Linked DNA regions of Homo sapiens: region 1 is linked to region 2. Evidence: chromatin loops called from intact Hi-C (ENCODE). Cell type or tissue: ascending aorta. All regions are shown on one strand. Links, peaks and the distances in the headings refer to the core of each region. The heading gives the core; the rest is flanking DNA. Region 1 has its middle 320 kb from the start of GBE1. Region 2 overlaps GBE1 (1,4-alpha-glucan branching enzyme 1).

What was found. Peaks named below come from ENCODE experiments on the same cell type or tissue, not always from the same donor. Only the 100,000 strongest peaks of a DNase experiment are listed, where the experiment ranks them.
Region 1: it touches region 2 in a loop (2.2-fold over the local background); 2 of 110 quality-filtered maps call a loop at or near these places.

What each region holds. Positions count from the first base shown.
Region 1 is chr3:81,435,170-81,447,695 of GRCh38, forward strand. No RefSeq gene overlaps it. Among named protein-coding and RNA genes, the nearest start is that of GBE1, 320 kb to the right of the region's middle. In ascending aorta, for the core only: no CTCF peak of the experiment used is centred there; no DNase peak of the experiment used is centred there; H3K27ac peaks cover 2,586 bases.
Region 2 is chr3:81,482,923-81,495,034 of GRCh38, forward strand. GBE1 (1,4-alpha-glucan branching enzyme 1) reads right to left here. Exons shown (of 16, transcript NM_000158.4): 16 at 6,781-7,541. The coding sequence ends at 7,485. Among named protein-coding and RNA genes, the nearest start is that of GBE1, 270 kb to the right of the region's middle. RefSeq lists a silencer at 7,822-7,871. In ascending aorta, for the core only: a CTCF peak has its summit at 7,730 (motif pointing right); a DNase peak (open chromatin) is centred at 7,769; H3K27ac peaks cover 3,159 bases.

The DNA.
Region 1 (12,526 bases), core at 4,110-12,109, 48 kb before region 2:
TATTTGAATGGCTGTTATAAAAAAGATGAAAGATAACAAGTGCTGTCAAGGATTGGAGTAAAGGTGACCCTTGTACACTGTTGGTGGGAATGTACATTTGTACGGTCATTATGGAAAACAGTAAGGAAGTCCCTCAAGAAATTAAAAATAGAGCTATAGTATGATCCAGCAAATCCACTACTGGGTATATATCAAAAGAAATGAAATCAGCATGTTGAAGAGATACCTGCATTTCTAGGTTTATTGCAACATTATTTATAATCACAAAGATAAGGAATCTACCTAAGTGTCCATCAATGGATGAATGAATAAAGAAAATGTGATATATAAATATAATGGAATACTCTTCAATCTTAAAAAGAAGGAAATCTTGTCATTTTTGGCAACATGGATGATCCTGGGGATTAAGTGAAATAAACCAGGCACAGAAAAACAATTACTGAATTTCTTCACTTATGTGTGAAATTTCAAAACGTTAAACTCATAGAATGGTGGTTACCAGGGGCTGGTGTGGAGGTGTAGGGGCTTGGAAGATTTTGATCTGAGGACAATTTTGGTTAGATAGGAAGAAAAAGTTCAAGAGATCCACTGTAAAACATGGTGACTATAGTTAATAACAACATATTGCATTTCGAAAATTGTATTTTTCTATTCTCACCATTAAAAAAATGACATTTGTGATGTAATGCATATGTTAATGACTAGAGTGAGCCATTCAACAATGTATACATATTTCAAAACATCACGTTGTACACAATAAATACATACAGTTTTTATTTGTCAATTAATAAAATATTTTTAAATTCCTATTCACAGTTAATATATTTAGGTAATATGAATAGGATACACACACCAAAAATATAATTTTAGTAGAGTTTTCAATTTAAAAAATCCCATTAATCTAGTATAAAAGGATTAACTAGATTGAAATTGTTAATATATACTTTCACCCACAACAGAATGCCATAACCACTGCTTTGGGCCCTTAGGATATCTCAGAAGTACCACTGCTAATCAAAAGCAATTGAGACTGCTAAGTTCAGCTTCTCTTTCTAGGAAGCCACAAGCTCACAAACTCCCTGTCCAGTTTGCTGTCTTCTGTCATTGCCCTTCTCCATAACAGTAATATGGTGAATAATAAGGAGCCAGAAAGAGCATGAACACATTACCAACAAGGAACAAATGGCTTACCCAGCTCCAGGGTGCTGAGCTTGCAACCCACTTGCGATATTGGGTCATTTAGAAACTAGAAAGCAAATAACACACGCAAATTGGAACATATATTTCTGCATTGTAATGTTCTCTGCCCGTGTGGTGTTTTCTCCATATTTTAACTTGTTTTATATTGGCTTTATTGAGAGATTTACATCTTACTTTTTTTCTAAAGAGCTACTAGTTATCCTTTGGTAGCAACTAAACCAAATATCTGAATCTCCTTCTCCAGGGGTCTTTAAATCTGTTGTATTTTTATATGTTTCTATTTTCCAGGAAGCATTTATTCTATTTCAAGTGGTGTAGAAACCTCACTGGCTTTTGCAAAAGTAAATATTTTATCCCCTTTCAAGATGAATTGCAATTTTCTACCAGCCTTGAGCGGTGAGAAAATTTAAAAATGTCCACCTTACAGCATCTAGATTTCGATGAACTGAACTACCAAATTGTTCTGTGCATTTAATAAATTGTTCATTGGCAATGAATATTTCTCTAGTCAAGGTTGGTGTTACAGGAATTTAAGATACAGAAGCTCAGCAATAAAATGTATATATAACCAATGGCCTTGGAAAAGAATTGATTGAATGTGGGTTTAAAATAAGGTTTTATACAATCTTATGAGTGTTTTAATGAATTATTAGGTATTTTATTATAACAAAAATTTAACTTTTATGCTAAATAGCCAAGGAAAGATATATTTGCTTCAGATTAATATTTCTATATAATGGAACTTAACTCACTTTCAAGAGCTCCTTTTTAAATGATTACCAGCTTGTACATAATAAAGGGGGAAAAACATATCGTGAGTTACAGTTAACTATTTGAACTAATAAAATATTCTATTGCTTAATCACGACATAAAACTCCTTATCTGTAAGTATTTGTTGTAATCCTAGTTGGCTTCACAGGAATTGTTGATATTAAAAATACTTAATTTTATATATAAGGTGAATAGTTGATATAAAGAAAATGCAATAAATGTAAAAGAAGCTTCATAGTACATTTTCGTAATAAATATTCAAATACTTTAGTTTTTCCTCTATGTCCTTCCAACTAAAACTGCTCTCAATATTTCTAACTCAAAATAGAAGGCATTGCCTCTTGCCTAGACTTTCTGACTTTACCTATTGATGAGGCAATGGTGTGACCCTCATTTTTCTCCTGCAGGAATGAGAGTCTCATTTCCCAGTTGCTGAATTACTGCTGGCAACTTTCAACTGAGTCTGCCTCAAAATTTCTTGAAGCCAAGGCTCCAAAATTTGAGGTGTATTGGGTGAGCTTAAAGCTCAGATGGCTGTACCCCCAGACTTCTGATTTAGTAAATCTGGGGTGGAGCCCAATATTCTGCCTTTCTAACAAGCACCAAGGTGATGCCAATGCTACTATTCTGGGAAGCTCACTTTGGAAACCAGGGTCTTAAGCTGAAGAGAGCTGCTCATCCAAGGTGACACTTCCCATCTGGCGCAGCTCAGATCCACTGTGGGTACATAAGCCAGGCCTCCTTGCCTCAAAGGGATAAAGCGAAAGGACTATCTCAGCTCCAGATCTCCCACTGAGACTGGCTGAGCCATTTGTTATCATTGTTTGGCATTTCAACAATTCTCTCTGTCCAATCCTATTTCCATTCTCCCCCTTCTAGGTTTTGATCCTGTGGGTGCAACGAGACCCAAATCAATCTGATTAAAACATTTATCTAATATTTTAATGGCTGATCAGCATTTGTAGAAAGCCATCCAAACTTGTGTCTATATTTTGTATTCTTCCCAATCCTAGGCTGATAAACTTCTCAGCTTCTACTGGCTGTGGAATGCTGCTACAGAAATGAGTACAAATTCATAATGTGCTGATCAAAATGAGCCCCACATGGGTGATACCAGAGTCCCTGTCCAGGTAGATTTCTCTCCTGCTCTTCACACTAATACCTTTTCAATTTTCTTCCTACTTCCTATTCCACCATTTCTTGACATACTGTCAGAAGATGGCCAGTTCATCTCTAGTTACCTAGTTACACAAACCAGATGCCAAAGTCATTACCCACCTCTTCTTTCCCCTTATTCTCCAAACCTCACCCAATATCAATTTCTGTTGATTCTACCTAGAAAATCTCTCTCCAATGTTTCTACATCTCTTCTTTCTAACTGTCCATTTAAACCCTAGTGCAGACAAATAACATTCATCACTTAGATAACATTCAAGCCTTCCTAACTAGATCCAGGTATTTGTTACCACTAATCTATTCTGTACTTTGGCAATGTCTCTAAAACAATAATCTGATTTTCTTTCTTCCTTTTAATGCATTCCTTTTATCCTCTTCTACTACAAATGTGCCCATGACCCACACAAATAGATCTCTGGATAAAGTTCAAAATTCTCAATTTAACGCCTGGTGTGGTGGCTCACGCCTGTAATCCCAGCACTTTGGGAGGCTGAGGCAGGTGGATCACTTGAGGTCAAGAGATCGAGACCATCCTGGCTAACACAGTGAAACCCCTAAAAATACAAAATTATTTAGTCTCTACTAAAAATACAAAATTAGCCAGGCATGGTGGCGCATGCCTGTAATACCAGCTATTTGGGAGGCTGAGGCAGGAGAATCACTTGAACCTGGGAGGCGGAGGTTGTAGTGAGCCGAGACCGTACCATTGCACTCTAGCCTGGGCAACAAGAGTGAAACTCCATCTCAAAAAAAAAAATCTCAATTTAGATTACAATCCTGCTCATGATCCACTCCTTCTTCTATCTCTTATCTTATCTTATATCTCCACATTCAACACAATATGCTCCCATTATGCTAAACAACTGGAAGTTTCTGAGCCTTTGCATAAGCCACTCATTCAGAAAAATGTCCCTGGGTTACCCAGACTAAGACAACAAACAAACGATTTTATGGAAAGACACTTTAAAGTTTTATTTTCCCTGATAATAAATTAGATCCTGAGTGGCTGGTCATAAAATCCCCAGCTGAGAAACACTGTCTTAGATACAATCCTTTCATATAAAAGCAAAGGCAAAGAATTAGAGCATTTGGGGGGCTGGAATGGACTTTAAATAAAAGCAAGGCCAACTCCCTTATTTTCCAAATAAAGAAAATGTTTACTCAGAGAAGCTAAATGGACTTGTCTGATGGATAGTAAAAGAGTTAGAACAAGATCAGAATGAGTGCGGGTAAAGTTGAAGGAAATCTGTAAAGTATCAAAGAACAAAAAAAAAAAAAAAAGGTGCTTATGGAGGTGTCACCATTAATTTTGAAACTCAACACAAATAAACCCAAAGTGTGTATGCTGGAGAGGGGGACAAACTAGGAGCACAGAATCCCACACTGATTTCCAAGGTTATCATCTTTCAGAAGGCATTGTTGCCAGAGTTTCTTTATTGAGGGCAACAGATATTTAGAATGAGGGGATTTACATATATCTTCATCTCTTTGAGTGTGCCAGTTGTAACTCTAATAGCTCATGTCTCAGGAAGAAAAGTATTTTATATTATTAACTGGTATACCCATGTGGAGCAAACATTCTCATCCACAACTAAATAATAAAAAATGCCACAAGCAACCTCTAATATTTTCTACTCTGTTTTATTATATTCTAAATAATTAAGAAAAGGACTGGTTATGATCTGCTTAACTGTTTTCTCAGTCCAATAGTGGGGTGTAAGCAATAGTTTGAAAAATAATGTGCTTGATTTCTCATTATTTGACCTCTGAATTTGCGGTCTTCTTTGTGTTCTTTTGTCCATAACATCAACGATGCTTTTTCAATAGCGCCAATATATTTTGCCTTCTTGGTAAATTGCATTGGTCAATTAAGATTAAGCCATATAGCAGGAAAAGAGAATATAATGTTTCTTACTCAGCTGAGACTGCCATAACAAAATACCATAAAGGAGGTGGTTTAAACAACAGATATTTTTCTTTTTCACAGTTCTGGAGTCTGGAGTCAGATCAGTGTGCCAACATGGTCTGGTTGTGAGAGCCCTCATCCTCGCTTGCAGGTGGCCTCCTTCTCACTGTGTCCTCCCATGGCAAAGAGAGAGTGAGAGAGAGAAAACTTCCTGGTGTCTCTCCTTATAAGGGCACTGAGTTCCTCCTGAGCACCCCACTTTCGTGACTGTAAATAAACGTATTCATCTTCTCAAAGCCCCATTTCCAAATACCATTAAACTGGGGGTTAAGGCTTTAACATATGAATTTTAGGGGGAACACAACAGTTCATGGCATAAGGTCAACCAGCATACTTCCATATGCAAAGGGCCTTCCAGTCCTGGAGGAGAAAAGGACCTGGAGAAAGAGGAATTGAAAGGTAGCAAGTAGTGTTTCATCCTTGAAATCAAAATTCGAGGAGAGGTTGTTAGAAATACCTTTATAAATGGAGGAGAGTTTATTCCTTATTTTCATGTTAAAGTTTATACAATTTCAAAAACCCTTGGAGAAGCAGCTTGACAACATAAGGTAGCTGCCACAAAGTATTAATGATGACATGATGTGATTTGGCAGAGAACAGATCCTGACATGGTGACCTCTCATGCTCCACAGCCAGGGAAAACGTGAAAGAAATTCAAAAGTTTTTACATGACACTCATTGGGTGTTTGGTAGCTAGCTCAAAGTCAGACACTTTGATATCCCAGTGTCATGAATCCTGGCAATAACGGAAGTGTGTGTCCTGGGTAACAGAAGGAGATTTTCTTGCACAGACAAAGGACATTTATACACTACACAGAAGACGTAACAAGGACAGAAGCCAAGGCCTGAAAGTAGGCAAGATTGATGACATCTCAACTGGAGGTACCCAGAAGCCAATAGATAAGGACAACATAACATTATGTATGTTCTCATGGTGCCCAAACATCACCCAGAGACAGAAGTAAAAGAGAATGGAGAGTGATATGATTTGGATATGTGTTCCCTCTAAATTTCATGTTGAGATGTGATTTCCAAATGTTGCAGGTGGGGCCTAGTGGGAGGTGTTGGATCATGAGGGTGAATCTCTCATGAATGGCTTGGCACCATCGACGTGGTACTGAGTGAGTTCTTTCTATGTTAGACCCCAGGAGAGATGGTTGTTTAAAAGAGCTTGGCACCTCCTCCCTTTCTCTCTTGCTGCTTCTCGTCATGTGACTGGCTGGCTCGCCTTCACCTTGCACCATGATTGTAAGCTTCCTGAGGCCTTCACCAGGAGCAGATGCTGGCACCATGCTTCCTGTACAGCTTGCAGAACCATGACCCAAATAAATTTCTTTTCTTTATAAATTAGCCAGTCTCAGGTATAGCAGAGACAAAGTCTCAAGTCCAGGTATTTAGCACAGAGATATTGAGAAAGGCAGAAAGAAATTGTTGTTAAACTATAATAGGCTGCAATATATTTAATTACCAAGTTTGTAACTTAAAATGTGACACTGTTATACTTCAGTTTTCTTTTCTTTTCTTTCTTTTTTTTTTTTTTGACGGAGTCTCACTCTGTCGCCCAGGCTGGAGCACAGTGGTGAGATCTCGGCTCACTGCAAGCTCCACCTCCTGGGTTCACGCCATTCTCCTGCCTCAGCCTCCCGAGTAGCTGGGACTACAGGCACCCGCCACCACGCCCGGCTAATTTTTTGTATTTTTTAGTAGAGACTGGGTTTCACCATGTTAGCTGGGATGGTCTCGATCTCCTGACCTCATGATCCTCCAACCTCAGCCTCCCAAAGTGCTGGGACTACAGGCGTGAGCCACTGCGCCCAGCCCTGTTTTCTTTATATACTCCCTCTCCATTAAAATATTTTGTCCTGTCACTATAATTTAAGAAATGTATAAGGTGATTTCTAAAAATATAACACAGGTTTTCATAAGGCGCTTGGGTCAAAAACTATGTGATTTTTGTGCTAATATATTTAAAACCAAGTAATTAACTCTTCCCCTTACTCTAAAGATGATAATAGACTGATCTATATGCCACATGTCGATATCACACTTGTTGCACAAAGTTTCACACAGTTATTTATTTATTTGAGACAGTGTCCGGCTTTGTCACCCAGGCTGGAGTGCAGTGGCACAATCTTGGCTCACGGCAACCTCTGCCCTCCTGGGCTCATGTGATCCTCCTACCTCAGCCTCCCAAGTAGCTGGGATCACAGGCATGCACCACCATGCCTGGCCTTTTTTTGTGTTTTGTTTTGTTTTGTTTTGTTTTGTTTTGTTTTGTTTTGTTTTTTAGTAGTGACGGGGGTCTCACCATGTTGCCTAGGCTGGTATCGAACTCCTGAGCTCAAGCGATCCACCCGCCTCAGCCTCTCAAAGTGCAGGGATGACAGACGTCAGCCACCCTACCCAGCCACAGTTCTCATTTATAAAACGAGTGTTCTTCGTACTGTTTTATATAAATACTACACTTTCCTTGGAGTCCTCCAAAGTATGTGAAAAGAAACATGTATAGCAAAGGCTAAGTCTGAGATAAACCGTCATTTCTGGATAAATCTGTAACTAAGAACAGGATAACCTTCATTTAGCCACGGAGAATTGTAATACCATAATACTATAATTGTCGTGCTATGCTTAGCTATTTTTAACTGATTGTTGACTTTTACTGTGTGCCTACCATATACTCATCACTGAGCTAAGTAGGCTCTGAGAATACAGACTTAACCGGGCAAATTTTTGCCCTATCAAACCTGGTTGCCTAATTCATGAAAGAAAATTAAACATTTACAAAAAACAATGCCAGCTGTGGCATGTTTCTTATGTTATAGAGCAGCGGGGAGGGTCTTTTTAGTTGTGCAAGGGGGCTGCATAGGGGAAATTGTGAGGGATAAAAGACAGTTCCCCAGGTGGCCTTGGACTGCCCCAGTTCTCCCTCCTTTCTCACTTATAGTTCTCAGGAGTATCTGTAGAATGTGTTGTGAATGTAATATCATGAGACAGACAGGGATTGGCAAGCCCTGGTTCCGTTCCAGTCTCCCCTACTAGAAACAGGATGTCCTTCAGGCTTTATAGCTCAATGAGCCCTGCGGCCCAGGACATAAAACCCAGGGTGGGCTGCTTTCCTGGGTCCCTTGGCTGCGGTGCAAGTGGGGCACGTGCAGATCAGACTCCATCTGCACTAGACAGCTTTCTTGAACCTTGGGGAGTGGCTTTTGAATCTTAGTTTTCTGTCATCTTTGCTGCCTATCTCTAAGTAATAAACCCACTTCAAGTAACTTGTATGTGACTGTTCTGTCTCACCAGACTCTGACCGCTTGGTAACCAGTGCACAGTGAATGTGCTTCACAGTAATAACTGGACTCGATCTTAACTTATAAATAGGAATTTGTTTGTTTTTTAAATATTCCTTTCTTACACTGAAGAGGCGTGACTGAATCTGGTAGAAATATTAGAATGGAGCAAATTGGTGCCACAAAACATATTTGAGATTTAATTTTGAGGTTTTACTCATGATTTCATATGCTGGGCACTAAAATAAGTCACTTAAACATAACTTTTAAAAGCCAGGCAGTGGTTGTTTATTTTGAGGAAATCGCAATATATACCTGTAAATATGGACAGATACCAATGGTCCTAACATTATCAGAATTGTTACTGTTGGCTTGGAAGAAAATATTTCAGAAAAGAGTAAACATTGAAATGATATAATGAATAACTTTTTCTCCCAACTAAATATAACCACAATGAATCACATAGCAATTCAAATATTTTTTTACTTCAGAATATTTGGACAGGTCTGAACATGAGGCAACTTGGAAAATCCCTTGATAATTCAAAAATTGACTCGTCATGTTGAGGGGATGAGATTACAAATGCATGAAACCCTGACCTAGATTAGACCAGTCAGATTCACTCTCTCAAGAATTTTAAATTCCAACAGATTCCAAGTGCTGGACTCTAAATAACTTGTAAAATAGGACTGGAACAACCATGGTTACCTATCAGCTTTGTTGTTAGGCAAGCAGTGAAAGCTCAACTGCAGAAGAGTCAAGTGCTGAGGAAAGTAGGATTAAAAGTCATGTGGAACCAAGAGAGGCAGGGAGAGATCGCGATAATTTGATTGTGTTGGTTTCTGGGTTGCCTTGATTGCCTTGTTTGGGTGCTCTCAATTTCAGTCCCTCACAGGGCCTGGCTGCCCTTCTTGTCCTTGGATTTTATGGGATCCACCAAGATTGCTCCGGGCACTGACTAGATAATTGTGAATGAGTTTTGTTACATCCAAGCAAATGATAAACACACTTGTACTAAAAAAAAAAAAAGAGAGAGAGAGAAGGCAGCCTAAGACCAAGTAAGAAAAGGCTAAATGTTGTGCAGCACAATATATACATGTTTATCACAGTGCTTACTTACTTCTTGACTCCATTGAATGAAAACAATAGAATATAAATCAATTCATATGCTGCCTTCATATTCCCCTGGGGTACACAGTAGTACTAAAATCATATCTAATTTAGCTGAGTGAGGTGGCTCCATAATTTCATCTATGATATTCAGTTGAGAGAAAAAGCTATTCATTTTATCATTTCAATGTTTACTCTTTTCTGAAATAGATTAATTTAAATTGCTCAGGGTGATCTTGGAATATCATTTGACATTATGATTTTTTTCCAGTCTGCAAAAAGGTTTAAAAAAAACAGTAGCTGTTAGCCATTTATTTCCAAATGTCCAGATATATTGGATGTCAGATTGATTTTTCTGATAATTATCCAGATGTTGAACATATGTAGAGTAAATGTTAAAAATAGAATAAGCGACTGCCACTCAATAAGTCATAGGTTAGGGCAGCATTCCGAATAGAAAAATCTTTGAAGAGGCAAAGTGTCCTTAATGACATCAATGACATTTTTCCATTGAATGGCTGCCCTCACCATCTTATTCTATTATGCAGTAACTTTATAGAGGCTTTCCTTGCCAGTGGCCCCCTCTAAATTCCTTTTCTTATTAACTTTTCAGAAATTCTTCTGCACAAAAGGGATTGACAGTTGCTCACTGTAAGGTCTCCCAGGAGAACTGTCATTTTAAGCCTTTAATTAAACAGAGCAATCTTTTACTTTAGGATTTTGCAAAACGTAGTCAATAGAAAAGGGAACGTTTGAGGAACAAAGAAGTTTCCTTGATTCTCTTATATCCTACCAGGTAGGTGACTGTTCTATCCATTATCCTTAGCAAATCAGGCCTTGCTTGGCAAAAGAAGTATTAAGTAAAGATAATTCCAAAACTTATTCAGTCTTATCATTATAATCATTATCATTGCTATTCTACTTTATGAATCATCTTTTTTCTTTGAAATCTTACATATTTTCCCCCAAAGAGAAGAAAACAAAAAAGTAAAATGAACTAAAAGAAGCATTAAACATATTCTATCCAGGAGATATGTTAGCAACAGCAACTTTTATGAACACATGTAAAATAAAATAATTACACAATAATGTACATACACTTATTCAAACATTCTCTGCAAGTTTTCATGAAACTTACAATATACAAGTCCTTAAGGCAAATAATGTTGGCAGAATGCTGGAGTGGTGAATAGATCGCCTATCTGCCACATCAAGATAGATTGCCTATCTATGGGATCTCATTGGGGGTGGCACCGCAGATGGACTCTAGTCCATGATTAAGTTAGGAGAGGACCTAGTGCTCCCTAAACTAAGGCGGTAGAAGTGGTAGGTCACGCCATTAGTTAATACACCAAATAGCTGTAGCCATAAGGGTCAGACTCCTGACCATGACAGGGAGAGGATCAGTGCTTCTTAATCATGCATCTTAAAACTAAACTAGGCCGGGCGCGGTGGCTCACTCTTGTAATCCCAACACTTTGGGAGACCAAGGCGGGCGGATCACGAGGTCAGGAGATCAAGACCATCCTGGCTAACACAGTGAGACCCCGCTCTACTAAAAATACAAAAAATTAGCTGGGCGTGGTGGCAGGCACCTGTAGTCCCAGCTACTTGGGAGGCTGAGGCAGGAGAATGGCGTGAACCCGGGAGGCGGAGCTTGCAGTAAGCCGAGATCGCACCACTGCACTCCAGCATGGGGGACAGAGCGAGACTCCGTCGCAAAAAAAAAAAAAAAAAAAAAGCTAAACTAAACTAAGGCAGCAGAAGTGGTAGGTCATGCCATTAGTTAATAGACCGAATAGCTGTAGCCATAAGGGTCAGACTCCTGACCATGACAGAGAGAGGATCAGTGCTTCTTAATCATGCAACTTAAAAATCACACAGCGTTAAGAGCTGAGATCTCTCTCCCAAGTCAGATATCTGTCCTAGCCAAAGTGCAATGGACCACACCAAAGCCCACATCTGCTGCTTCTATTACTTTGTGAATCTTCTCTGAAGAACTCTTCCCCCAGTAAGATGAGCATGTATGAGGTCTGGCAATTTGCCTTTGTTTTTATGAAAATATAAAAATATAACATACAATGAAATAATGTAATAGATGTATACCTATATTGATTTATCAAATACTTACTATTCATTAATCTTTCAACAAATAATTTTTGAGACTAAGTCTGTGCCAGAAACTGTGTATGTACAATATATACACAGCATTGGGGTACAAGATAAAGGTCAAGACTGGGCTTTGAAATTAGGATTACTGAGTTAGAATTGCAATGTTGCTTGTGATTGGTAGTGTGAGTTGAGCAAGTTCTACTCTCTGATTCACATTTTTGTTCCACAAAATAGATACATTTGCAAGGTTGTCATGGTGATTAATGAAAACGTATGAATAGTACTTAATATAAATATGACAACTATAGAATTCCACTTTGGTCAATATATTATCACACTTTTCTTTGACAAAGAATCCTGATAATCAGGACACATAAAAGAATTCTTAATTTCAAAAATGCAAATGATTAAGCAATAAGTTAGAAGAATATTAGAACCAGATTCAAAAAAAACAAACTTCTTAGTAAAACACGGGGGTGTCCCTTATTAAAATAGTCTGTTTAAGCATGGATGAATAAAACTTCCACAGTATCTGTAAATATCTTAGTCCAAAATTCACACCGATAATCATTAATTATTAGGCCATTTATCAGTGGGAAAAGATATCAGTTCTCAGTGACTAAAAACAAAATAGAGGAAAAAAAAAAGGCTTCTCAAGAAATCTCCTCCCATACAATTTCATAGAACACATCTAATAAGTCAGTTGTGTAGGCGGGTTGCTAGGGAATGCTGTAGTTTAAACTACTTATGTGATAGCTTTGAAAACATGAGTCCATGTAGAAATTAAATTTTAAGAATTAATGGTGAAATCCAGCCACAAGCACACATTTTGAAGACAGTACATAATGTCACAGATTGTACGGAATATCCCACTGGTAAGCTGTAATAACCAGGTGACTTTGGTAT
Region 2 (12,112 bases), core at 4,113-12,112:
TGAGTGGAATGGGGACTTTAAGTTGAGAAATAAAGATAAGATAGAAGCATCATGCTCAAAAACTTTTTAAGAAATGATGAGGATAAAGGAGAAATATAAACAATAATTCCTAGTTCTCCTTATGGCAGAGACAATAAAGAAAATGATAATGACTTGCTGAGGAGTCAAACGACAGTATACAGTCATCATGAGGCAAAATACCCAACAAGGAAATGAGGGAGAGTGCGAGAGCAGGGGCCAAAAATGGCGAAATAAATGCAGATAGAGGATCACCCCTGGCATGAGCTCTCACTCTTTGGGGCAGTCCTCCAAACTCATGCCTCATATCTTACAGCAAAGTGGGGCATCCCATCCTCCCAAGTGGCTTCAAGTGCCACCCTGTCCTCCAACATAGACATTCAGATTCAATTAAAGGCAAGCAAGCAAAATAATACAACAGAGAGAGCCAACTTTTGATCCCTGATTTAGAGATTTCTGGTGATCCTTTGTGTAACTAGCATAAAAGACAGCTGAGAACAGTGAGATCAGCACAGACTAGACAAAAGGGGTGCAATAATAATAATTTTGCAGTTTGAGAATAAAAATGTGCTCAGCACAGGACACAGTAAAAAGAAAAGGCTTAATACATGGTAGCCAATATAGTATGTCTTTTAAAAAATAGGGGTTTCAGTAAAGAATTAGGTATTGTACTGCTTTTTCTACATAGAAAAGTCCCACTGAGTGATGCCCACTTACCATAAGAAAGAACAAGAGGGAATAGAGAGTGACTGTGTGTTTGTATGTGTGTAATATCATATGATCAGTTGTAATCAATAATTGACAGCGTGGCTTGGGGTGTGTGTGCAATTTCATTGCACACAGTATTTTTCATGTATATTACTGGAGTCGATGGAAAGTGACACTACAAACAGTTAAAAAAGAATCCTTATTGGACATAAATAAAGAAGGGATAAAGTTATTTCATCTCCTCCTCCTTCCTTTCTAAAGGAAAAATAGAAGACTCATAGCTAAATAGTGTGAGGTGAGAAATTCCTAAAGATTTGAAACATATGTATTGCATTTCATTGCACAGATCTAGAACATTCTTTAAATCCAAATAAAATCATGTGTTTGGGTTTGATGCTTGTATGTAACCAGAAAAATACCTAAAATTGAGAACAAGTATCACATACAGAGATCAAGTGATTCACTGGTTCAAGCCAAATATTAGAATTAGTGAACTTTGTGTGTTTTCAGTTGACTTACAAATTATATATGTGTTTTTTCACACATTCATATGTTATAATATGTATATGTTGGATGAGTTTATTCACACATTTACAGCTTTCTATTTCCTGTATTACCTTAGACAAGTATGCATAAAGAATTTGAACACTTACTTCATTTAATTCATATTCTTGTGTGGCAAAGTAATTTGGTGTGATAGCATTTTTGTCGATTTTCTGTTTTGTATTTCCTTACTGTTACTACCAGACAGCTGTTGAAATTTCAGGCCAATGGTTGATATCCCTCCCCCATCTTCAAGAAATTAACATCTAGTTGTATAAACATTTATTAATAACAATGTGTGTTCTTGAGAGTACAGACTTTCATAACAAAAAAAGATGAACCAAACTGTTTCTACCTATGAGCTCTCTTTTGCAATTCTTGCTTCCTCTGTCAATTATTCCTTCTGCCTGTAGTCTACCTAGGTTGCGAGTAGGAGGGGAAGAGGGAACGAAATAGAGAACCTCAACACTTGGTTGCTATGATGGGATCTAAGGCTATTTCAGTTTGTATACAGTTTACATTGCCCTCTTGGTTACCATAGAGATATTGTTAAATGTCATTCACAAGGTTGGGCTATATTAGTGCAAAGCCTGGAGTAGCTGAACACTAAGGGGGCATTACATCGACCGTAGGGGAAAGGAATTCACTGGGACATCCGTATGTTCCAAGAGGAAACATAAGCAATGAGGCACTGAGCATGAAGAGCTGCAACTTGAGCCCACCTCTCCTGACCACTATATCATACTATTCTTTTAAAATACAGTTCAGGTTTCTGGGTAAAACAGTTTACACAGCATATATAAGGGCCAAACACCTCTCTCTGGTCCAGCAGAAATGACAAGAAAAACTGTAAGTCATAAGTAAGCTTCTGAAAGACATGTTGTTAGCATAAGCATATCTAACACAAAATACATTTTTTTAATGTACATAAACATTGCTTTCTCTGCACAGTTTTTGCCAAGAGTTAAAATCCAGATGTAACACTTTATGGAGACAAAAACACTTACAGCTACTGTATTATAATTCCTCACACTACCAATTAAGAAATTCTGCCCTGAAGTATGAACGTTTCTCTGAAATTCTCTACAAATCACCATTAATAAGATAATAGGGCAGAAAAATTAGCAGGGAGTTCATTTGATTTTTTTCCCCCCTAAAGGCTGGCTTTAGTTAGAAAATTTATCTACATTTCTATTCTAACACATTGTGAATGATAAATGAACTCTACTGCTTAAAGGACATGACATTGCTATGCTATTTTCTTTCATCAGAATATTCTACCTAGCTCAGTGCTTGTCCCCTTGTAAGGAATAGAGAGGGAAATGAAACTCACTACTCTGAAGACCTCAAGTTTAGGGCATGACTCAAAATAGTAAAAAGAAATAGTCTGAGAGGCACAAGGCCAGCCAGAAAGCTGATTCACTGTTTTGGACTCTATCAGGTCTGTCTGTTCCAGCTCATTCTACATAGGAAAAGCAATAAGGAAGCAATTTTACATTGCTTTCATCACCAGATTCAATGGCTTCACGACCAGAGACAGAAAAGATACTTTTCCAGAAACTGAAAGCTGAATGCGAGAGGGAAACACATGGCCTTTCATCGCTTCCCCCACGATCTGTCTGCACTCGCTTCCACTCTCTTCTGTATTATTTGAAGAACAGGCTTCTTATTCAGACAACCTCCTGTATGATCCCCATAGCAATGGCTATAACCCTGATGGGTGACAAATGTTGAATTGGTATTGCTAAGGGGAGTGCTTCAGTCAGAGAAAGAAAAAAAAACTTGCATTCTTTTACAGCTGTTACAAGAAAAGTCAATTTATTATCACTGGTTAGTTTTTGAACTTGAGGAACATGGTGGCTAACTCCCTCATTTTAGGTTAGAGATACACACGTCAGCTAAGAACAGGGCAAAGTGAGAAACATTACATTTATAGAAAAGAGAATATGAGAAAAGTTGACCCTCAGAGTTCAAGTGGTATAAAGTGGGAAACATTCTAGGAGAAATGTTTACAATTCAGTTTTTGGCTATTATGAGCTATGGTATTTTCTGAGTAGGCTATTTATTAAATGAAAACCTTATGCATCACTAGCATTAGGTGTAAATCCTATTATGCATAATAGGGCAACTACTAGAACTCGTTTGCTAATATTAGAAAATGATAGCAAGAAATCTGTACTCATGTTTTCTAGAACATAAAAAATTGAAACAGCAAAATATTTATTTTTAAAAAGTCAACAAAGACAGGTCATTCATTTCTGATGTTGGTAATAAACACGTCAGAGAAAAAACATTGTAAGGCACATTACAAGAGTAAAATTTTGCAATTCTCTTGATTATTGCAACTCTTTTTATTTTATTTTATTTTATTATTATTATACTTTAAGTTTTAGGGTACATGTGCACAATGTGCAGGTTAGTTACATATGTATACATGTGCCATGCTGGTGTGCTGCACCCATTAACTCATCATTTAGCATTAGGTATATCTCCTAATGCTATCCCTCCCCCCTCCCCCCACCCCACAACAGTCCCCAGAGTGTGATGTTCCCCTTCCTGTGTCCATGTGTTCTCACTGTTGAATTCCCACCTATGAGTGGAACATGCAGTGTTTGGTTTTTTGTCCTTGCAATAGTTTACTTAGAATGATGATTTCCAATTTCATCCATGTCCCTACAAAGGACATGAACTCATCTTTTATGGCTGCATAGTATTCCATGGTGTATATGTGCCACATTTTCTTAATCCAGTCTATCATTGTTGGACATTTGGGTTGGTTCCAAGTCTTTGCTATTGTGAATAGTGCTGCAATAAACATACGTGTGCATATGTCTTTATAGCAGCATGATTTATAGTCCTTTGGGTATATACCCAGTAATGGGATGGCTGGGTCAAATGGTATTTCTAGTTCTAAATCCCTGAGGAATCACCACACTGACTTTCACAATGGTTGAACTAGTTACAGTCCCACCAACAGTGTAAAAGTGTTCCTATTTCTCCACATCCTCTCCAGCACCTGTTGTTTCCTTTTTAATGATTGCCCTTCTAACTGGTGTGAGATGGTATCTCATTGTGGTTTTGATTTGCATTTCTCTGATGGCCAGTGATGGTGAGCATTTTTTCATGTGTTTTTTTGGCTGCATAAATGTCTTCTTTTGAGAAGTGTCTGTTCATGTTCTTTGCCCACTTTTTGATGGGGTTGTTTTTTTCTTGTAAATTTGTTTGAGTTCATTGTAAATTCTGGATATTAGCCCTTTGTCAGATGAGTAGGTTGCAAAAATTTCTCCCATTTTGTAGGTTGCCTGTTCACTCTGATGGCAGTTTCTTTTGCTGTGCAGAAGCTCTTTGGTTAAATTAGATCCCATTTGTCAATTTTGGCTTTTGTTGCCATTGCTTTTGGTGTTTTAGACAAGAAGTCCTTGCCCATGCCTATGTCCTGAATGGTAATGCCTAGGTTTTCTTCTAGGGCTTTTATGGTTTTAGGTCTAACGTTTAAGTCTTTAATCCATCTTGAATTAATTTTTGTATAAGGTGTAAGGAAGGGATCCAGTTTCAGCTTTCTACATATGGCTAGCCAGTTTTCCCAGCACCATTTATTAAATAGGGAATCCTTTCCCCATTGCTTGTTTTTCTCAGGTTTGTCAAAGATCAGATAGTTGTAGATATGCAGCATTATTTCTGAGGGCTCTGTTCTGTTCCATTGATCTATATCTCTGTTTTGGTACCAGTACCATGCTGTTTTGGTTACTGTAGCCTTGTAGTATAGTTTGAAGTCAGGTAGCATGATGCCTCCAGCTTTGTTCTTTTGGCTTAGGATTGACTTGGCGATGCGGGCTCTTTTTTGGTTCCATATGAACTTTAAAGTAGTTTTTTCCAATTCTGTGAAGAAAGTCATTGGTAGCTTGATGGGGATGGCATTGAATCTATAAATTACCTTGTGAACTCCCATTCACAATTGCTTCAAAGAGAATAAAATACCTAGGAATCCAACTTACAAGGGATGTGAAGGACCTCTTCAAGGAGAACCTCTTCAAGGAGAACTACAAGCCACTGCTCAATGAAATAAAAGAGGATACAAAGAAATGGAAGAACATTCCATGCTCATGGGTAGGAAGAATCAATATCGTGAAAATGGCCATACTCTCTGTTTTGATTATTGAAAACATTTAGCCAATAAAGAACTTCCTAGAAGATGACATAACAATGAGAATGTTACTGATACATAAATGAAAAGTCCTACAGTAAAAAATATTAGAATATTAGAATGTTCCATAAAGGTCCTCTATTCTGTGATATAACCCAACTGCTTTCCATTTTGGACTCTTAATATTTTATTTGTTTGTATGGGTTTTTGTAATTCCTACCTAGCAACATGCATTTATTGCTCTTCTGGGTGGGGGAGAAGGGCACTTGACAGGGGCAATTAACTTACATTACATTGTTAAATCCTAACTTTAGACTGTGAAATCTAAAGAACCTATTAGCAAAATCAATCAATATAATGAAAATATGGCATATAATTAGTCCGTTCTTCCTCACTTTGCCAGAGGTCAAAATGAAAAGTAAATGTGTTCCAGGTGTTAAATAATTTATTATAATTTAAAAACTATACCTAATAAACAGTATATCTCTTCATATAGAACACATGCAAAATTAAGGAACTATAAACTACAACATGAAATATCATGCTTCATGATTCTGCGTTGTGTTTTAATCAATAACTCTCACAGTACACAGACCATGTGAGTGCTAAGATATTAATAATGTCCATGCAATGGGAAAACCATTACAGATGACTTTCAGTAATTTTCCCCAGCATGTATCATTATCAGCTGGCACTGCTGATTCTTTCAGGAAATCAAACTACTATTCTGTTTAGAAGTTAAAGTAAATAACACCTTTCACACTTAGATGCTCATGGCTTTATTTTAAAACAGTTTAAGGATGATGTTTAATATACAGTACAGGCTTGGCTGTAAAAATGTTTCTATTGCTTATCTCTCCTACTGAGTTTTTAATGAAAGAACTCATTTCTAATTAACTGCAAATAATCAGGCTAAAAACAAAAAACAAGCAGTCAGTATTAATATTAGGGAAAAATTTGTTCTTTTTAAAAAAGTAACAGATACTTTATGTCCCATAAGTGCATTATAATCTCTCAGTTATGAATCAATTATCTTAGACCTGTGACCTGGTATTTAATTAACCAAGGGGCAAATTCATGAAGAAGTATTCTACTGAGTGGAGATACTTAGTTTAGCTTCTAAAAGTGTTCAGGTTTACAACGAAGGAGTAGCTTAGATATCAAAATTGGTTAGTGTGATTTCAAGTTACAAAATTGTGCCTAAAAAAAATATTAATCTCCATGCTTCCTAGTCCATCATGTAGATGTGAATGTATGTGGAGAAGGTATTAGAGTTAAGAAGGTATTAGAAGGTATAAGAATACAATAATATTCATTTATAATCAAGCCCTATAATAGTATAGCAAAATAAACATTAGCAAAGGCAATTTTACAAAAGCTTTTTATTGATTGAAATGAAAGACATTTTCTGAAATGCTACAATTACCATTTCAGGGCTTCAGAAAGACTGAGATACTGGCATTTAACAAGATACTTAGTGGACAAGAGATCACAAAATAAAACACAAAATGAGACACGGATGAGTTCATACGTAATGGCTTTTATATTACCTTGGATATAATTCTTTATATCACTACTGCATATTTATTACAGTATTTCTAAACACAATTTGAAAAAAAGAAACAAAGAAACAATCTTGGTACCTCATAATTTAGACCAAAAGATATCAGAACAAATAGAGCCACCAAATATCCATCTTAAATACTGTGTACATTTAACAGAAATAATCATACATGACAAATGATTCAAATTTGAATTTAAAAGGATCAAATAATTAGCCAGGAAAGCAAAATGTTTTTAACATATTATATATAACACTTCCATTTGAGAATCCTAGCTGCTAAGATGACTTGAAAATATGGTCTAGGATTCCTAATATTTTAAACATATTCTCCCATCTACTTAAATAAAAGTTTGCTGTATTTGCATAAACCAATATTGAATTTCAGACACTTGATGGCTTGGCTAGACAACTGTATTCTGAAAAGCATACATGTTATAAGCTGTGTGACAGTGATAACAAGAAAACAAAACACAAATCTGCATCTGGTGGAGCTGAAATCAGGCCTCTTCAATTCGGCAGATCCACATTCTGAAGGATGAGGGCCACTCTGCTTGGAATGTACACCTACGTCAAAACAATTATGTCAGTGCAATTGAAGAAAGTACCAAACGGCCTGTCATTATGTCAAAGAAACATAGGCATGACGCAGTCTCACATCTGCCTAAAGTTACAGTTACCTTTACAATTTTACAAGCTCTTAGAAGGCTCAATTTCACAGTTCCAACAGTTCTGGCAGCAACATGACTACCATAAAGCAACCACCACTAGAGGGCGCCATACGACTTAATGAAAACCAATGCTCCTTACACAAGAATGACGTGAATGGCCCTGTTACTGCCATGTTGAGGCTGTATTAGGTGGTGAAGGAAGGCTGCCCCACAGTTTGCAATGTTACTACTTCATTTAGATGAAGAAAAGCAATATACAAGGCACTGGTTTTCCATCAAGACACTTTTATTTTTAATCTTGTTTTTTTTTTTCCTTTCAAGAACAAAAACTGAAATGTAATACAAGGAATCCTAACTCTCAATTTAAACCAATGAATAAGCTTGCCACTGCACTTAAACTAGGATTCAGATTCTCTCCATGGCATGCAAAGCCCTGACTCGCTCCTCCCTGCCTACATCTGGTATCCCAGCTCAGCTCCTTGCTTGCATCCTCACCCACTACACTCCAGCCGCAGGAGCCTTTCAGTTCCTTGGACACAACAAACACTCCCCTTTTGTTGGATCTTTGCCTATGATGTGCCTTCTGCTGTAAACACTCTTTGCCTTGCTGGTTCCTTATCTCTTGGAAAAATCCCAGCTATGTGGAGAGGCTTTCCTTGACAACCCTAGATATGATAAGTTCTTCTTTTCCAATCATGGCAGCTTTTTCGTTTCTTTCTGAACACTTAACACAATTTGTGAATGATTTTTCAGGTTTACCATCTGTTTCCCTCATTAGACTATGAGCTTTACAAAGGCAAAAGTCATACGTTTTATTTCTAACCCTCAGTTGGTGCCACTGAACAAGGTAGATGTTGATGACTGAATTAAAAAAATGAACAATGAACAAAGGAATAATAGTGGATCAATAGGTGCATATTTAACAAGATATTCTCTAATATATCTGAATTTTTTTATAAAATTGAGAAGTGATTTGAACTGCTTAATGCTTATTTATATGCTAGTTCAAACAACTTATCTAAGTATTAACAAAGCAAACAGTAAAAATAATATTGTAGATGGTTGTCATTGTGACAATCTGTCTTCACTTCTGACTTTGCTGATATTTTACTATTTTCAGTCACTTTATCTCTAAATGAAAGCTTGCCTGATGGTTTAAAAAAAAAAAGCTTTCAGAGGTTAGAACCAGAATGAAGGTGCAAAGCAAACATGACTTTAGGAAAAAACTCAAACAAATAGAACAGTTGATTTTCACTGAATGAGACTTGTATGTCCAATGCATCTCAACTCTACAAATGTTTTCTCTTAAGGTTCCACAATAAAGAACCCATACTACTCTTAAAAAAATCAGACATATTGATACAGCTGGTTAGTTTTTAACATCAAAAGTTAAAGCAGTTTTAAAATGGTGGCACTTATATTCTGGATTTAATGGCTAGAGAATAGTTTTTCTAATCTTCAATTCAAAGTAATAGTGATTTAGGAAATGAAAGTCATCTGCAAAAGATTAACAAATGCCAGCAGTCGCTGTGTAACTCAATGTCTCATGTTCTGTTTTGCAATACAGTATTTCCAAAAAGATAAATATTACATCCATGTAGTCACTAAGTGTGAGAAAACCATGTATTTCAGTGCTACAAACTGTTTCCCTAGAGTTTACACATTGTATTTAATATCTCATAACTATCATACCACATCAGAATTTCACTGCTAATGCAATCCTTTCCATGCAATGTTTTCTCTTTGTCATACGTAAGATGTTACGAGACTGATTCAATAAAAGGAAGCTGGAGTTATCCACGAATAAAGCAGGACTATTACCAAAGATCCAGACAGACCCAGTCCAAAGGAGGGCACATTTCCATAATCAAGCTACAGACAAAATGAACACAAACCAAAGCAAAGAAGGAGAAAAAAAAAACAGCCTGATTCAACCCATTCCCTCCCTACATCTTAGCAAAACATGTACAAATTGAGAAAGTGACCTACCCTTCTAAAGGAGTTTCCCATGTACTTATTAGGATGTCTAGTCTACATCTTTCTTTCTTTCTTTCCTTTTCTCTTCCTTCCTTCCTTTCTTTCTTTTTCTTTCTTCCTTCCCCTTCTCCCATTCTCCCTTTCTCCCTTTCTCCCTTTCTTCCTTTCCTTCCTTCCTTCCTTCCTTCCTTTTCTTTCTTTCTTTTTTTTTTTACATGGAGTCTTGCTATGTCACCAGGCTGGAGTGCAGTGGTGTGATCTCAGCTCACTGCAATCTCCGCCTCCCAGGTTCAAGCCATTCTCCTGTCTCAGCCTCCTGAGTAGCTGGTATTACAGGCATGCAACACCACACTCAGCTAAATTTTGTATTTTTAGTAGAGATGAGGTTTCTGCATGTTGGCCAGGATGGTCTCAATCTCTTGACCTCGTGATCTGCCTGCCTTGGCCTCCCATATTGCTGAGATTACAGGCGTGAACCACCGCAGCTAGTCATAGTCTACATATTTCATTTTGGGGATCACAGTAACTGGATTTAACTAATCAGTGGGACAGAAGGTTACAATTTGAATGGTTCTGAATTGTTCTGCCATGAGCAATCTAAAAGTGAAAACCAATCTAAACATTTCAGTAGAACCAGAAACTGGACAAGAGAATTTCAGTTCCCTCTACATTGAAAACATTTCTCTTATAGAGTATTGTCCTACAATGCAGGTAAAAAGACCCTGATAAGTCCAAGGTTCCTGGGAAAGTTGCAATGAAACACATTAGACAGGCCTAGGATAAATAATGACAGGTCTCTGTTAGTGCGTGTTATAGTGACATATCTCAGATTTGGATCCTATGCAATTGTGATATCTACTGTTTCATTCATAACCTCATTATTTCATTAATGAAATATAATAATAATTACATAATGATAATTTAGAACCAGTCTTACTCTTTGATGTTTTGGCATTTTAGCTTGTCTAAATTTAGCTTGTCTAAATTTTTTTTTTTTTTTCTTTTTAGAAGGAGTTTCGCTCTTGTTACCCAGGCTGGAGTTCAATGGCACAATCTTGGCTCACCGCAGCCTCTGCCTCCCAGGTTCAAGTGATTCTCCTGCCTCAGCCTCCTGAGTAGCTGGGATTACAGGGATGCGCCACCACACCCGGCTAATTTTTTGTGTGTTTTTAGTAGACACGGGGTTTCTCCATGTTGGTAAGGCTGGTCTCGAACTCCCGACCTCAGCTGTTCTGCCTGCCTCGGCAGGCTGGGATTACAGGTGTGAGCCACCACACCCATCCGAGAGGGTTTTTTTTTTTAAAGGATGCCATAACAAAGTTCCAGGTTTGTAACATATGCACTGCAATATATTCCCATTGTGGCACTTAATGGTTAAAAAATGCTCCAAGAACACTCACTAACTGATGCTGGTCTTTTTATGTAAGGAGGTTTATAATGACAGTTCCATCATACTTAGAGACCTCTTAATGCAATATGCTAAAAAAAAAACCCTTTGGTTCACAATTGTACAGTATCATTAACAGAAATACTTTGTAATAATATACATATATTTCACTGCAGTGTTAATTACCAGAATGTGTTTATATTGCTCCAGAGCCTTTGTGGTATAGGCAACATGGAAGAATTTCCCTAAGCCAGTGATTTTTCTTAACTATGGCTATTTATGGAATTTTGAGTTTTCTTCTGAGTATGTAAATCAATTTTCTTAGTGGTTAGAAAACTACTACTGATTATACTAAAGAACGTAAGATAATCAGAGCTAACCCTTATGATGAGACAATTACAGACATGAACAATTTGGGGTTCCTAAAATTTAGCCTAAGTATTGGCTCTGTAATTCTCATTTTATCATTTTAATTTATAAAATAGTTTTGATTAATGTGGCAAGAGAAAAGAAACATGAACACATTTAAGTAGATTTAAACACAATCATTTAAGTATATTTAAATATAAAAAGTATATTGATGTACCTGTATATAGAAGCCACTTATCATTCATGATAATATGCATGCTGATAAACATATCTCATATGCTCATTTATTAGCCTGTAAGCCCTAAACATTTTATACCTAGAATCGCCTTAAGAACATGAGACAACGTAGTATACAGCCATGAGTTTCATTTTTTTCTAGCTATATTAATAGTCTGCTCTTCACAAAGAGTCAGAATAGCACAGTACAATCCAATTCATTTATGAAGAGAGTCAAATGCATGCTAATCTACTCAGTTATTTTGACAACTTTAATGACTTAATTGACTCACTAACCATGAGTGTGGCTAAGACAATAACTGCTCACACAATGCTCTATTTTATGTCATTCAGGCAAAATGTTATTTTCCTCTAGGACTGTATTTTCCTCTAGGACTAATAATTGACTTGCAAAATTTAATTACACAGTTTTTGAAAACACAGTGTCAAACATTTAAAAAAAGAAAAGTTTAAAATGAAAAAATATTTAATACTTTAAAGGGCAATTTAAAAAATTC